2 separate regions of the Homo sapiens genome follow, and region 2 is linked to region 1. The links are chromatin loops, found by intact Hi-C in ENCODE. Cell type or tissue: natural killer cell. All regions are shown on one strand.

The links. Hi-C counts contacts between places; a loop is a spot of excess contacts. Peaks named below come from ENCODE experiments on the same cell type or tissue, not always from the same donor. Only the 100,000 strongest peaks of a DNase experiment are listed, where the experiment ranks them.
Region 2: a loop joins it to region 1, with 2.2 times the contacts of the local background. A loop is called at or near these places in 8 of 110 quality-filtered maps.

The regions. Positions count from the first base shown.
Region 1 is chr20:48,654,400-48,662,399 of GRCh38, forward strand. PREX1 (phosphatidylinositol-3,4,5-trisphosphate dependent Rac exchange factor 1) reads right to left here. Exons shown (of 40, transcript NM_020820.4): 16 at 5,520-5,662; 17 at 3,737-3,829; 18 at 2,641-2,789; 19 at 891-976. Among named protein-coding and RNA genes, the nearest start is that of PREX1, 170 kb to the right of the region's middle. In natural killer cell, CTCF peaks have their summits at 3,497 (motif pointing right) and 3,703; a DNase peak (open chromatin) is centred at 3,522.
Region 2 is chr20:48,787,636-48,795,635 of GRCh38, forward strand. All of the region lies in intron 1 of PREX1 (phosphatidylinositol-3,4,5-trisphosphate dependent Rac exchange factor 1), which reads right to left. Among named protein-coding and RNA genes, the nearest start is that of PREX1, 36 kb to the right of the region's middle. RefSeq lists enhancers at 784-843, 1,424-1,483, 1,584-1,683, 6,209-6,864, 6,865-7,518 and a silencer at 2,563-2,662. In natural killer cell, no CTCF peak of the experiment used is centred here; a DNase peak (open chromatin) is centred at 3,593; H3K27ac peaks cover 1,978 bases.

The DNA of each region.
Region 1 (8,000 bases):
TGCTGACATTTTGGGCCAGATAATTCTGTGTGGTTCTCTGGGGCTGTCCTGTGCACTGCAGCACGTTTAGCAGGATCCCTGGTCTACCCACTAACCGCCAGAAACACCCCCTCCCCAGTTACGACAAACAAAAATGTCTCCGGGCAGGGCCGATGTCCTCTGGAGAGGAGGCTAAGTTGTCCCAAGGTGAGAATCACTGCTTTAGGACAAAATGAAAACCTACTTTAAAATATTATCAAATTCTCAGTAACCTTCTGTCATGGTATGCGTTTTCTTAATGAACACCTAGTAAACACACAACTATGACCACACAAGTGAAAAATTTATGTTTAAACTTTAAAGGGAGGGGCACTTAGATGCAAAAAAAGTTTGGGGGCCCAGTATCATAGACCTACTTGGTTCCATCTCCAAGACATAGTGACGCCTTTAATAGCACACAAGGAATAGGCAATGCAGAAAGCAGAGGTCTTGAACTGGTGGCCTTTCGGCTGGATCCGGCCATAGAAGTATTGCGGCAGAGCCCCCAAATTTGCATTGGTGGCTTCTCTTAGAAAATCAAGTCTGGTGAGAGTGGACCCACATTCCTGTCTGGCAATAAGGAGCTCCAGCTGAGGAGCCACTGCTCCTTCCAGAGTGAACATGTATTTTTTCACCTTGCCATAGTCCTCACCACTACCCACTGTCTTCCACTGGGATGGCTACCCACTTGTAGCCTGCCTGACCCCAACAGGCATTTGTGTTTGCAAGTCTTGGCATCAGGCAAAGAAAATAAGTGCTGATGGTACATTGTCTGGCAGAAGCCTAGAGTTCAGAAGGCTCTGAACTCCTGCCACACAGACAGATCCACCATCTTCTGCACCTTTCCCCTCTCTCCCAAGGCTCCCACTCACCTCTCCCCACAGCATAGACGTACGGTGGGGCAGCTCCACGAATCTGGAAGCACAGTGTGTCCGGCTGGTCGGGGATTTTGATGATCCTGCACCAGGTAGAAGAGGCAGGGAAAAAGGCCATGAGGAAAACCAGCATCACTCTCAATAACCCCGGTGCCAACCCAGAGACTTTCTGCCTTGGAAACACTGGGAAAATTCAGCCCAAAATAGTAGTAGCACCACCAGGCTTTCCAGCTCCCAAATACAGAGAGAAATGTCAATCAGGCAGAGCCCATGCCACCAGGATCTTTGATTAAGCACAACCCACTGGCCTGCCCTTGGAGCTTCTGTCCTCGAACAGAAATTCCAGACCATCCTCCCACACCTCCATCATTCTCCTGTCCTAAGACCCTTGGAGGTGAGACCAGCACTCCAACCAGTCAATAGTTTAACAATCGCAGGTGGGAGGGTGAGAAGTGATCTGCTGGTACATCTCGGTGCTGACCCTAGAAAAACACCCACACAAGTCCCCTAGGAAGGCAGGTCTGGGCCATTCTGTGGGTCGATCCCCAAAGCAGAGAGGCAGCACCTGCCAGGGAGGGCAATGGGTGTCACTGCTCCTGGAGCATCAGTACCCTGCCCACATCCCCGTCTAAGGCAGGTCTCCAACCCTATGCTGCACAATTGTCCCTCCCATTCCCCCCTGCAGATAAAGCCGAGCTGGGAGCCTGCTCTCAAACCAGGTGTTTCCACAGCTTTCAGCAGACACATTCCACCTTGGTGCTTTCTGCCACTTCCACATACCAACCCATCGATCAACCACATTTTCCCTAAGTCAGCTCGCCTTTTTACTGAAATAATCATATTTAAAACTTTCCACCCCTCCTGTCAAGAGAAGATCTGTGTTAAATAAAAGGGAAAAGTGAAAAACCAGATGCATAATTTTTCAAAGACAAAATGCTTTGCTCCCCGGTACCTACCCCTAGCACGGGTCTGCTCCTCCCACCCCTGCTCTCGCACTCTGCTGAGCCACCACCTCCTCAGCTCCCCCGAGAGCCACCTTTGCCCCTGACAATCTGAGCTCCACTTGCAGCCACAGGACTTCGATCAGAAGCTTCCAGTGGCTCCCCATGGGTCCTTGCCAGGGGCCTCCAGGGCTGGACCCCGTTACCCTACAGACCTCACTACCCAGCCCTCCCTCTCACTCACTGCTCCAGCCCCATCAGCTTCCTTCTGCTCTTCCAATGCGCCAGACACGGTCCCACTTCAGGGCCTCTGCCCTAGCTGCTTCCCCTGCCTGGAGCCCTCTTCCTCCAGAAATCCCCTTGACTCCCCCCTCATCTGCTTCGGGTCTTCACCCCGACTCGCAGTGACGTCTCCCTGACAGCCATCCCTCTGCACACTCTGGCCCCTTTCCCGGGTTTATAGAAACTTATCTGTGCCACGCTCACCAGCACAGGCTCAGTGTCTTACTTCTGTATCTGCACATTGTCTGTCTCCTGCCTCCTCCCCCAACTAGATCTGAGATCTATGAATGGCAGGAACCGCATGCATCCCCACGTGGCTGGATTCCCAGGGCCCAAACTGCCACCAAGCACAGAGTGGCACTCTGTAAACATCTGCCGAATTAATGAAGGTCCAGCTTGTGTTGTGTGACTCCAACAATGGGTCCCAGCCACGGGGGACCAGGACAGTTCATGCCACCCCAGCCCTCAGCCACCACTCAGCCTGAGAGGGAGGGCTGCCGGACACCCCGCCCTGGGACACTCACTCTTTGGCCTTCGTGGCCACCAGGAGGCGCAGAGGGCGGCGGGAGCAGAAGGACTGGTTGAGGATGGACTCCACCTCTGAAAACGGCCGCAGGAACACCAGGTCCTCATTGATGGAGTAGATCTTCCTCCCCACCTGCAGGCCAGCCACCTGGGTAGGGACGGCAGAGGACAGACGTGCACACCAGTTACTAAGCTCCTTCCCTCCTCACCAAGGAAGCTCAAATGTGTTCAGCAGAAGGGTGCTGGCCCAAGGGATCCAGCAGGACTGGGTGACTGCGTGCTGTCTGTGGTAAGCAGTTGAGGGGCACAAGGGACCTGGTTCTGCCTCATGAGCCACAAAGGGAAGCTCATGGGAGGGCAGCTGGGAAAGGTATTCCTCCTGAGGGGAAACTCTGCTGGGGCCTGACCCTGTTGTGTGGGGACACGAGGGTCACACCGGGGTGGCCATCTTATGTCTGTTAGGGCCTGGCGAAGAAAGATGAAGACCTGCTGACCCGAACCAAGATTCACAACTGCCTCCTTCCAACCGCTCACATCACTGGCAAGGTCAACCTAGCCGCTCCGGCCATGGGTATGTCGCTCCTTGCAGCCCAAAGCATTCCTAATTGCCACAGGGGCAAGCTGGGCTCCAGCCAGCACGGCAGGTGCATCTCCCCCACCCACCTGCACACGCCCCAGGCAAAGCCGGAAGGCCCCAGGGCTGAATCCTCGGCCAGCCACACCCTCACTCTCCTAACCTATCCTCCTGTAGGCTTTGCATCAGACAGCAATGAGCTTATCTTATTCAAGCCACTGTGACTGGTTGCAGAAAACTGAGACACCTGCTTTTTTCCTGTACCTCCCCACAATGTCCAGCAGAGGGCAGTGGTGGAACACACCAGGAGCACAGCCCCGGGACTCTGCACTCACTCCCAGCTACTGTAGCCACTGCAGACAGTGGGTCCTGGACTCAGTTTCTCCACGTGAGCAATGAGAGAAGAGGAGTCAGCGATCATTCCAGAATCTCCTGGGCTGGGCTGCCTCAAGGAGGGTGAAGAGAGACACCCCGCTCTGCCACCTGCACACGGTCCCTGCCAGCTCCCCCGAGGGCCTCACCTCAGCCAGCGAGCCCCTCTGGACGGACTTCACCACCACAGCCTTGTTCTTCTCCTCGATGTCAAAGCCATAGTCCTCCTCCTGGGGCAGGATCTGGGGGCCCAGGGCAGAAGGAACCCGGTCAGGGAGCGAGGTGGGCCTACGGCCAGCCCCACCGTGGCCCCCACAGGACCATGACCTCGTCCCAGGTCTAGTAGGGAAGTGGCCAGATCCAGGTGGGCGAGACAGAGCAAAACGCAAACAGCACCTGGCAGAGCCAGTGCTCACTCTGTGCCTGCCACTGGCTTAACGAATCACACGGATCCAAAGGTGTCCAGCCACCAAGAATGTGGAGTCAGGGAGTTTAGGGAGGAGCGGTCCCACCCCAGGGCAGGATGGCAGGCATGCTAGAAACAGGTCTGGGGGTTCCCCAGTGCGGGGGATACAGGGAAAGGCACTCATTCAGTCAACAGACATTGATTGAGATGCTGCCCATCACACGGGCCAGGCAGTTCTCATGGGTGCTGGAGACACCATCTAGAACAAGACAAACAAGCCCAGCCCTGCTTAGTGCGGGAGGCCAACTATAAACAAATAAACAAAAGAAATACAGGATGTGATGCAGGGAGTGTACGTAGTTGGAATTAAAGCACTTAATGGGATAGGGCACGGCAAGGGGGCAGAGAAGGTGCTATCGGAGCTGAGGCCTGAACGAAATGAAAAACAAAACTTCATAAAGAGTGGAGGAACATGCTCCAGGCAGCAGACACAGCACGTACAAAGGTCCTGAGGGAGGCCCCAAGGCACTGGAGGATAAGAAAAGAGATCAGGAGGTCAGGCGCAATGGCTCACGCTTGTAATCCCAGCACTTTGGGAGGCCGAGACGGGTTGATCGCTTGATCCCAGGAGTTCAAGACCAGCCTGGGCAACATAGCAAAACCCTGTCTTTATAAAAAATACAAAAATTAGCTGGGTGTGGTGGCGCAGGTCTGTTGTCCTAGCCACTGGGGAGGCAGAGGAGAGGAGAGAGGAGAGAGGGGAGGGGAGAAAGGGGAAGGGAGGGGAGAGAGGGGAATGGAGGGGAGGGGAGGGAAGAAAGAAAGGGGAGGAGAGAAAGAAAAGGAAGGAAGGAAGGAAGGAAGGAAGGACGGGCACGAGAGAGAGAGAGAAAGAAGAAAAGAAAACAAGAAAAGAGAAAAGAAAGAAGAGAGAGGAAGGAAGGAGGAAGGGAGGGAAAGAGGAAAGAGAGAAGGGGAGGGGAGGGGAGTGAGAGGTTTAATTTTATCCTAAGTGTGACGGGAAGCATTGGGGGACTTTACAGTGAGGGGCATGAAATCAGAGGGAACAGCAGTCCCTGCAGTACTATGGGAGAGAAGTTAATGGAGCCGTCTTCATATGAGTCAGGCTTCAGCTCCAACCCTGGCAGTGACCAGAAACCTAACCTCTGAGCCTCTGTCTTGACTGCCTGCTGCAGGCCACGCGTTAAGATGGGGGCTGCTGTGGGGTATGCAGGATGAGTTGCTTCAGGAGGCCAACCTCTCTATACAGTGTACGGGGAGGGGACAGGAGAGGCAAGGGAACAGAAAGGGAGACCTGCAAGCCCAATCTCTTTTGTTAGGAGGGTAGTCTCAGCCAGTGATGCAGCCTGGCTTCTTGGCAGAGTTGCCCCCTACCACCTAGAATCCACCTATTCTGGTACTCCAAGCTGAGCCCCCTTCCCTGTGCATAACCAGAAGGTCGCCCAGCTCCCATGCCTGCAGGGGGCTCTGGCAAGGAAGGGACAGCTGCTCAGCTGTGCTCCTACCAGCAGGCGCTTGGCCAGAATGTTCTCCACCAGCTTGAAGTCGTTGCGAAGCTGTTTGTTCTTGCTGCTGGTCCCCTCCATCTCCTCGTCAGCATGAAAGCGGAAGTACTGGGACTCATCCCTGAACTCGCTCTTCTCCAGCACTGCAGATCCACAGATGTGCACTCAGTGGTCAGATTCACAGGGAAAGTTTCAGCCATGTTTGCCAACTGGCAGGCACAGGCTGGAACTAGGCCATGGACACGTTTGGTTTGGCAAACACTATTCTATTAAAATGGAATCATATGCCAACACTAACATATTAGGATATTTCACAAAGCGATCTGGCTTTCTGACTTCTCTTGAAAAGTCTGAACTTGCCTCACCTGCTATAAAAAGACATTAATATTTTACAAAGCCATAGTAACACACAGTGTGGAAATGCAGTAGAAACAGATCAATAACCAGCAGAAGGGAATAGAAGTCACATAAGAGGACTAAGTGTTTGCAGGAACTTAGTCTATGATGATGATTTATGATCATAGAGTATTCTGCAGATGGTGCATGGAAAACTGACTTGCCCAGGGGGGAAAAAAATTGAATCCCTACCTCACACCATATGCAACAATAAGCTAATGGATTAAAGACCTACGTATGAACAGTAAAACCAAAGCTAACAAAACTAAATATAGGATGACATCTTTGTCCTAGAGAAGAAAAGGAGTCTGTGTATAAGACCCTCTTGTACTAGACTAAAATTAAGGACCTCCATTCGATAACAACTCCATAGGTAGATGGCAGATGTGAAGGTAACTATAGTGTCCAAAACCAACAGGAATAAATATCTAGAATATAAAAACCTCTAACAAATCAACTAGAAAAAGCTCAGAAGCTCACAGATAAATGGGCAAAGGATATGAACAGTCAATTAACATAAGCAAACTCCAATGAGCAGTAATTTGTGAAAAGGCGCTCAGACCTCTCAGAAGGAAATGATGCTGAGACACTTTAGACCAAAAGTTGGCAAACTCAGTCCCCGCAGGCCAAATCTGCTCCACTACCTGACCTTATGAATAAAGTTTTATTGGCACACAGCTACGGCCATTTGTATTTGTACTTGTATTATCTGTGGCTGCTTTTGAGCCACAAGGACAAAGTTGGATACTGTGACAAGCTGTACGGCCCACAAAGCCTAAATTGTTACTAAGTGGCCCTTTACATAAAAAAATATACTGACGCCGGCCAGAGGCGGTGGCTCCGCCTGTAATCCCAGCACTTTGAGAGGTCGAGGCAGGCAGATTACCCAAGGTGGGGAGTCCCAGACCAGCCTGACACAACATGGAGAAACCCTGTCTCCACTAAAAATACAAAATTAGCTGGGCATGGTGGCGCATGCCTGTAATCCCAGCTACTCGCAAGGCTGAGGCAGGAGAACTGCTTGAACCCGGGAGGTGGAGGTTGCAGTGAGCTGAGATCACGCCATTGCACTCCAGCATGGGCAACAAGAGCAAAACTCCATCTCAAAAAAAAAAAAAAAAAAAAAAAAAATATATATATATATATATATATATACACACACATATATATAATATAATATATAGTATGTATATAACATATATAATATATATAATGTGTGTGTGTGTGTGTATATATATATATACACACACACACACACACTGACCCCTTTCTAGGACAAGCCAGGAAAATGAATAAAAATAACCAGTATCAACCAATTGGTGATCTGATCCCTGTAACTTACAACTTAACTGGGCACCTCCCAGTGCCAGGCACACTGGGGAGGCATGCTAAGTTCATCTGCTCCTTGGATAAGGATTTGCTGTGCCCCTTTCATAGACGGGGAGACTAAGACTCAGGCCCCTAGGTCACACAGCCAGCAGCCAGCAGGCAGCAGAAGGGCCCTCATCGAGCCTCCTTCCTCTCCTCCTCCTCTCCCCACACTGTCCAGGCAGGCCTGTTAGATGAGGCAGGGCTGAGTATAAACAGTGGACAAAGGTGGAAATCAAGGCTCGGAGAGGTAAAGGCAGCTGTCGGACGCCAGTGGGTGCCTGAAACAAGGGAAACCAGCTGCCTTAGCCACAAGACATCCCCCTCGTCCCTGAAGACAGAGGCTTTTTCTGGATGTGGTGACTCAGTGGAAAGCAGCCGGGGGCATTTCTTTCTTTCTCCTTAGTTTTATAGGACATTTCACCTGGAACTCTACCTGTTTGTGAGCCCCTTTCTCAGGCCACCCCTGTTACCTTTTTGAGAAAACAGACACACAAATTGCCACTTTCCCCAGAGCTGGGGAGCCAGGCACCAGGGGGCCGCTGGCTTCGACTCCACTATAAACATTAAGTTAGAAGATTCCAGGAGTGGGAGGAAGAATTGCAATGTTGCATATTGGCCAAAATATTTGTGGAAAACAGCGTGGAATCCCTCAAGTCCACGAGCTCAGCCAAGCGAGCTACCAACCTCAATACCTTTCCCTCGAGGCTGCTGGTC
Region 2 (8,000 bases), 130 kb after region 1:
AAAACAAAACAAAACAAAAAAACATTTTTGCAAGGAATTTTATAAGCTGATCTGGAGAACAGAAGAAGGACTAAGGAAACCCCTAAAGAAGTCTGGTTGCAAAATGTTCTGAAAAGAAAAAACAAACTTTTAACACAGGAACACCCAATGATACATTTTTTAAGTCTAATTTTGAAAAATGATCAAAACACTTTTTTTCCCCAACATTACAAATTACAAGTGGCCACCAGATGCTGGAGGAGGGAAATATGGCTGTGGTTTGTTTTATCTTCTCTGTTTTTAAGAAACCTCAAAATTAGGGAAGTCACATATACACAAGCAAAGGCAAGGCAGGAAAACTGCCGATGTGGGAGCTAAACTTCACTTGCAGATGGCGGAGGCTTCGAGATTAACGCACCCAGGAATCAGCCACATCCAGCCCTAGAGCGGGGGACCATGAGAGAATGTGTGCAAACCCAAATTGAACTTGTAATTCACTTGATGGATTTAAAAGGCCCGTGGGAAGTTTTCTGTAAGCCGGGAACATTTTGCTGCTAAGAAAGCCCCACCACCCAGGGAACAGGCGGGCAGTGTCCTCGAGCCTTTTGCAGGATAGAGGCAGATGTTTGGAGATATGATGTAACCTGGGTGAGTGAATTCATTCAAAGATGAGTCATGAAAGCAGCCCTCAAATGTCCTTCAGAAATCTCAGTAGCAGAACACAGAGCTTGGACCCAAATGCCCACCTACCACCCTCAAACAGGAAGCTCCCCTCTTTCAAAGAAGCTCTGGCCCTGAGGATGATGGCAGGCTTCAGCTCTTTGGCCACCAGCTTCTATTCCCTCATTTTACCGTAAAGTACCCTGATGCTGCTTGAAAGGTGTTGCTCATCCCCCACCTGAGGCACACAGAGCACAGGATGAAGCCAATTCTTTGTACGTTGAGCCCCTAGATCAAACTCTACCTGAAGCTGTAGGTCTAGCTTCATGGGCTATTATACTTCTTCTCTTATATGAGTCTGACTGGTTTGGGTTTTCAGTCACTGCTATGGTTTGAAGGCATCCCCCACATTTCATGTGTTGGAAACAAATACCCGCTGTGGCAAGATTCAGAGGTGGGGCCTGTAAGAGGTGACTGGCTCATAAGAGGCTCTGCCCTCATGAATGAATTAATGCATTCACGGATTAACGGGCTAATGGATGAATGGGGTATCATGGGAGTGGAACCGGTGGCTTTGTAAGAAGAGGAAGAGAAACCTGAGCTGGCGTGTTAGTGTGCTCAGCCCCCCTGCCACGTGATTCCCTAAACTGCCTCGAGTCTCTTTAGAACCCCCAAGAACGTTCTCACCAGATGTGGCCCCTCCACCTGGGACTTCTCAGCTTCCATAACTGTAAGAAGAAAGTTTCTTTTCTTTATAAATTACCCAGTTTCAGGTATTCTGTTATGAGCAACAGAAGATAGACTAAGACACTCACTCACACATTGAGCCCCACCATGCAAGGATTAAATAAAACCCTGACTTTAGCTAGAACCTTCAAAGTTCGGCCATGTCTACCCCTTCCAAATAACCACCAATTCAGAATGGAACAAGTTCCTCCAATGTCATGGAAGGTTCCCAGCTTCACCCAACTTCACAGTGCGATCTACCATCTGCTTCCTCAACATCTCCATCCACCTTCATCACGGGACAACCTGCAGAGCCTCAGGCCCTGACTCTGCTCCTCACCACAGAGGTTTTCTGAGTAATAATGATGGTAATAACAACATCATCAACAGTCAGGGCTTGCTGAGAGCTCAGGATGGGCCAGTGGGCTTGCTCTAAGCACGTTCATATGGTTATCTCATTTAATACAACACCCTTAGCAGTGGGTATCATTAGTCTCCCCGTGCTATAGATAAGGGAGCGGAGTCACCTGCCCAGAGTCACACAGCTTGTCTGTGGCAGGGCCAGGCTATCAGCCAGCCCCCACGCAGCCACTTGAAATGAGTATTTTTATGTTGATATGAGTAACTATGGCTATCATATCAAAACCATTATTTCATGAACATTATTAAGCTGAGACTATAAAGTTTTTAAAAAGGGAGGAGGTTCAGATTGAGTAAAAATATTATATAGACAATGTTGTGACTGGTATTTGAATATTATACAAATCATAAGACTGATACTGAAATGAGTATATTGCAGGAAATACTGGACGGACAGATGAACAGACGGACGGATGACAAATGGATGGACAGATGGATGGACAGGTGGGTGGGTGGGGAGATGGATGGGTGATGGATAAGGAGGAAAGAAGAAGGGAGAAAAAGAATGAAGTGAAGAAGGGGAGGAAAGAAGGAGAAAAATGGGCCTGGCACGTAGTAGGTGCTCAACCAATATGCTGAATGAACCCATTAGCAAAGAAGTAGTAGAGTGCTGTAGTTAAGAGTGTGGGCTTTGAAGTCAGACTGCTGGTTCATGACTTGGCTCAGCCTTTCCTCGCTGAGGAACCCTGGGCATGTGACAAAACCTCTCTGTGCCCCAGTCTCCTGGACTGTGAAATGGGACAATAGGAACACTTCCATCAAGGCAGCCAGAAGAAATAAGTCAGTTAATGAATGCAGAATGCTCAGGACACAGCCGGATGCATCCTAAGTGCTTGGTAAGTGTCAGCTAACAATATGATGAGTAAGTTGTCAAATCCATTCTAGGGCTGACCCAGTCTAACCACCTCTCTATTTCAGAAGCAACCTCAAGTTCCACGAGCCTCCCCCGAAAGTAGGAACGGAAGAGAGGAAACAGAGGAACAAAAGGCTCCACTCTCCCCAGGCTCCAAGGAAAAAGGAGGGTGGAGGGCTGCAAGGTAATTTAAGAAGTTTAACAGGGAAAAAAAGTCTTCAACATGAGTGCGGAAAAAAAAAAGATAAATTCAATGGTCCAGGCTGCCTCTCGAGACAGCTAAATTCTGTTGTGCTCATTCTGCATGCTTCAGCTTTTCTTAGACTCTGAGGAGTTTTTGCCTAAATTAGAGCCTGCAATATGCTGAAGAGAAGAAAGGGAAGGTGAAGGGAGGCAGAGAAAGGATCAGGGGCCTGTTAGGCACGCCCTAGAGGAAGCCTGGCTGTTCCATCCACTCCAACACTGAATGCCGAGACAGTGAAAGTCAAATCCCAGCACCTTTCCCCACAGCCACAGCCACAAGCTGTGGGTTGCACCCAAGTCCCACAGCCCAGCCCTCAGTGCACTCAACACTTTCCCTGCCATATCCCAACATCCCCAGCAGCAGCCACCCAGATTCTCCAGAACATCTGCTTACCTCTACCCACCCTGTCCCCATCAGCTCCCACCCTCCCCAGTCAACTGAAACATTACTGGCTGCTCAGGTGACTGCTATCACCACCCGGGAACCCCAACACATATTTATTCCCAGGAATATGTGAGAGGGTGAGAGTGTGCGCATGTGCATGAATAATGCATACACTGTACTTATGCAAGGAGATATGCATGCAGAAAACGGCACCCCAGCTAGCTGACTTGGAACTGTGCAGATTCATGCACACACACACACACACACACTAATATCACTCCCTTCGGTAAACACAGACAGACAAAGCACACAGAAATAAATCGTTACCTTCGCGCTGCTGCTGCCAGATGGCAGAGCCTGGCATTGCTGTGTCTGCACGTCTGTGCATTTGTGTGTAATAATAACGGTGGCTGACATGACTGAGCTCCTACCACGTGCTGGACGCTGTCCTAAGTGCTGCATCAAACCCAGAGGAGGTGTTATTATTACCCGTTTCATAGCTGGGGAAACCAAGGCACAGAGGTCAAGTCATTTGCCCCAAGGTCACCCTGCTGGTGAGGGGTAAAGTCAAGGACTACAGAATAAGCACCCAATATGAGCAAGTCTCGTTTTATGACCCTGGGGGGTGACAGGGAGGAATCCCAAGATGACCAGCTGCCATGGGGGTCCTCAACAAGCCCACCGTCCCAGTGATGGGTCAGGTTTCAACACAATTGAAACGGACAAGAGCCAGAACTCCCCAGGAAAGAGGGGTGCCCAAGGTTCAGAAATGTTTGAAATCAAGTTCAGTGTCCAGCAAAGTCCTCACCACCAGCAACAAGTCAACCCGGGGGCAGAGTATGCAAACTGGCAACCCACAGGTTTGGCCCACAGTCATGTTTGGTTTGGCCCATGAAGTGTTTGTTAAAAATGTGATTGAGTTGCCAACTTTTAAAAATCGAGTGATTTCATACCAAAAACTCCACATTTCCTGCCATTGGAAAATGTCTTTAAGAAGTCAAGAGATCTGGCAATACCGGGCTCGAGTTCCCGCACGGGGACTGCTGCCTGGGGCTGAGAGGTGGCTGCTTGCTTGACATGGGACATGTGCTCCAGAAGGCACAGATTGGGGTTGGGGGCCTGCCTGTGGGGGCTCACTTCTGTGCCTCAGTTTCTTCATCTGTAAAACAGCTTCCCCATAGGACTGGTGTCTGGCACCCAGCAAGCACTCAATAAATGTTAAATAGCACTGCTGTCTCCCCAACATCCAAGGCCCAGGGCTTGAGGCATTGTTTTATAAAAATAAGAGCTAAGGCCAGGCGTGGTGGCTCATGCCTGTAATCCCAGCACTTTGGGAGGCCAGGTGGATCACCTGAGGTCAGGAGTTCGAGACCAGCCTGACCAACATGGAGAAACCCGGTCTCTACTAAAAACACAAAATTAGCTGGGCATGGTGGCTCATGCCTGTAATCCTAGCTACTCAGGAGGCTGAGGCAGGAGAATCACTTGAACCCAGAAGGCAGAGGTTGCTGTGAGCCAAGATCGCGCCACTGCACTCCAGCCTGGGCAACAAGAGCAAAACTCCATCTCAAAAAAAAAGGAGCTAACACACATCTAGCACCCGCGCTGTCCCAGGCTCTGTTCTGAGAGCTGTACTTTATGAACTCACTCAATCGTCCCAAGAAACCTATGAGACCATTCCTAGGTAAAAGCCCAAGAGAAATAAAAACTATCTCCATACAAAAACTTGTACACTCATGTGCATAGCAGTATTATTCATAGTAGCCAAACTGTCAAAACCCAAATGTCCATCAGCTAATGAATGGATAAACAAAATGTATATCCATATAATGGAATATGATACAGCCATAAAAAAGGAATGAAATTCTGACACATATTACAATGTGGAAGAAGCCAGATACAAAAAAAAAAAAAATACACACACACACACACACACACACACACACACACACATAGTATGATTCCATTTATATCCATTTATATGAAATGTCCAAATCTGTAGAGATAGAAAGTACATTAGTGGGCCAGGCATGGTGGCTCATGCCTGTAATCCCAGCACTTTGAGAGGCAAGTTGGGTGGATCACTTGAGGTCAGGAGTTCGAGACCAGCCTGGCCAACATTGCGATACCCCATATCTACTAAAAATACAAAAATTAGCCTGACATGGTGGTATGCGCCTGTAGTTCCAGCTACTTGGAAGGCTGAGGGGGGAGAATTGCTTGAACCGGAAGGCAGAGGCTACAGTGAGCTGAGATCGTGCCACTGCACTCCATCCTGGATAACAGAGCAAGAAACTGTCTCAAAATAAATAAATAAATACATACATACATAAATAAGTAGACTAATGGTTCCAGGGATTGGGGAAGTGGAATAATGGGGAGTGACTACCAATGGGTTTGGGTTGTTTTTCAGGTGTGATTAAAACGTTCTGAAATTAGAAGATAGTGACAGTTACACAAGCTTCTGAATATACCAAAAGCCACTGGAGTGGACACTTTGGGGAATTCCTTATGGCATGTGAATTATACTCAATTAAAAAATTAAAAAGAGAAACACCTATGAGATAGGCATTCTTGTTATTCCCATTTTACAGATGAGAAAACCAAGGTACAGAGAGATTAAGGGTAAAGAGATGTTCCTCTATATCCACATCGATGTTGAAAGTAGAGAGACAAAGTTAGGGGGAGAGGGTTACGTGATTTTTCCTGCACTGGCTGCTTTACCGGTCACAGCCATAGGGATCTGGATTTGCAACCCTTGCTCGGGCAAATCATTTACTCTCTCTGAGCCCGAGGCAAAGGCCAGACAGGAATGGCTTTTCTCTTAATCTTGATCCCTCTCGGGTCCCCAAGGACCCTACAAGTCTGGAGCATTACATGGAAGCATTACTTATTCATATGTAAGGGTCAGTTCTGGCCATTAATAAATGATGATTTTAACGACTCACAGTGGTCCACTCCCAGGGAAATGGGAAGAAACCATTCTGGGTTTTCTAGGTCCAAGCCCTTCACATGGCTGGCTCAGATGTCAAAGCAAGTGGCTCAGTAGCCCATCTCCTCCCAAGTGTCTGGCCAGGAGAAGAACCCCTTACTCACCAGGCAGAATATGACCTCACCGGGCTAAAGGATCCCCTCACTCACTAGAAGCCCCCATGGGACAAGAGGACCCCTACCCCACAGAGTGGGAGGACCCCCTTATGAACACCCCCATAATTTGGAGCAGCAGGCTCTCACTGAGCTACTGGGAGCTGCAAACGAGCCCCTCTAAACCAAGGCCCTGTCTCTGAGCACGGAAGGGACCTCAAGGTGCCCTGCACCTCATTCTCAGATGCAGGGACCAGCCTGTGAATGAAGTATCAGAAGCCAGACAGTGAGAGGGAGAAACAGAGGGAGATAGGGGCACAGAGAATGAGACTGAGACAGAAAAACAGAGAGAGGGAAGGCAAGGGGCGGACAGAGAGTCCTGAAGGAAGCTGGAGGCAAAGCTGGGAAGACAGAGCTAACCAGGACAATGAAAACAAGAGCTCTCTCTCCACTCCAGAAGGAAAGAGGCCAGGAGGCAGAGAGGAGGCCCAGCAGGAGCCTTTGCTTGGGGTCCTTCCCACACTGCAGGGCAGCACCAGTACTGCCCAGGAGCCCCCATCAGTGGGTGGTGGGGGTGGCTTCCCAGCCAGGCTGGAGCCTGCCAGGGCAGCCTCTGCAGAGGAGGAGGCCGGCTGGTCAGGCTGGGGGCTGGGCCGGGAAGTGCCAAGCACCCAGCCAGGTTGCCATGGCCACGGAGACAAAGAGAGGGGCTGAGGAGAGGCCCAGGGACAGGGTCCCTAAGAGGGGCCCCGGCTGCCTACAGTCCTCGGGGACTGGGCCTTGGATGTTGGGGAGACAGCAGTGCTATTTAACATTTATTGAGTGCTTGCTGGGTACCAGACAGCAGTCCTATGGGGAAGCTGTTTTACAGATAAAGAAACTGAGGCACAGAAGCGAGCCACTGCAGTATCTCATAGGGGTTTTTGTGACTAGCCTATGAGTTGATTAAGTGAAACTCTTTAGTACAGTTCCCAATGTATTGAAACCCTCACATGTCAACTATTATTGCAAAATGTCACCAAAAGTCAGGTGACATTGTTAATGTAATTCTCTTGCGTCCTTATCCTCAGTCACTAACATGACACCTGATGTGTCATGTATGTATTTGATGACCGGCTTACTGTCTGCCTCTTACCAGAGGGTTAGATCCATAAGGACAGGGGCTCGGGTCTGTTCCATCACCCACTAAACACTCAGCTCAGCCCAGAACTGTACCTGGCAGAGCTGGGATGCTGGTTCTGCCACGTATTTGCTGTGTGACCCAAGACAAATGACTCAACCCCTCTGAGCCTCCATTTCCTTATCTGTGGAATGGGAATACAATGATGATGACCTTGCCCACATACAGAGAGGCTCAAAGAAGGATGCTCCTGCAGCACTGCTTAGTACAGACCAGTGACTTTCAAATGAGGGCAATTTTGCTTGCCCCAACCCCCCACCCCTGAGGACATATGGCACTGTCTGGAGATATTTTTGGTTGTCACAACTGAGGAGGAGGGTGCTTTTGGCTGGTGGGTAGAGCCAGGGACGCTCCTAAACATTCTACAATGCACAGGATAGGATAATCCCCCACAACAAAGCCCCAAATGTCACTAGAGCTGAGGCTGAGAAATCCAGAAGAAAAAGAAAAAGGCAGGAACCACCAAGATG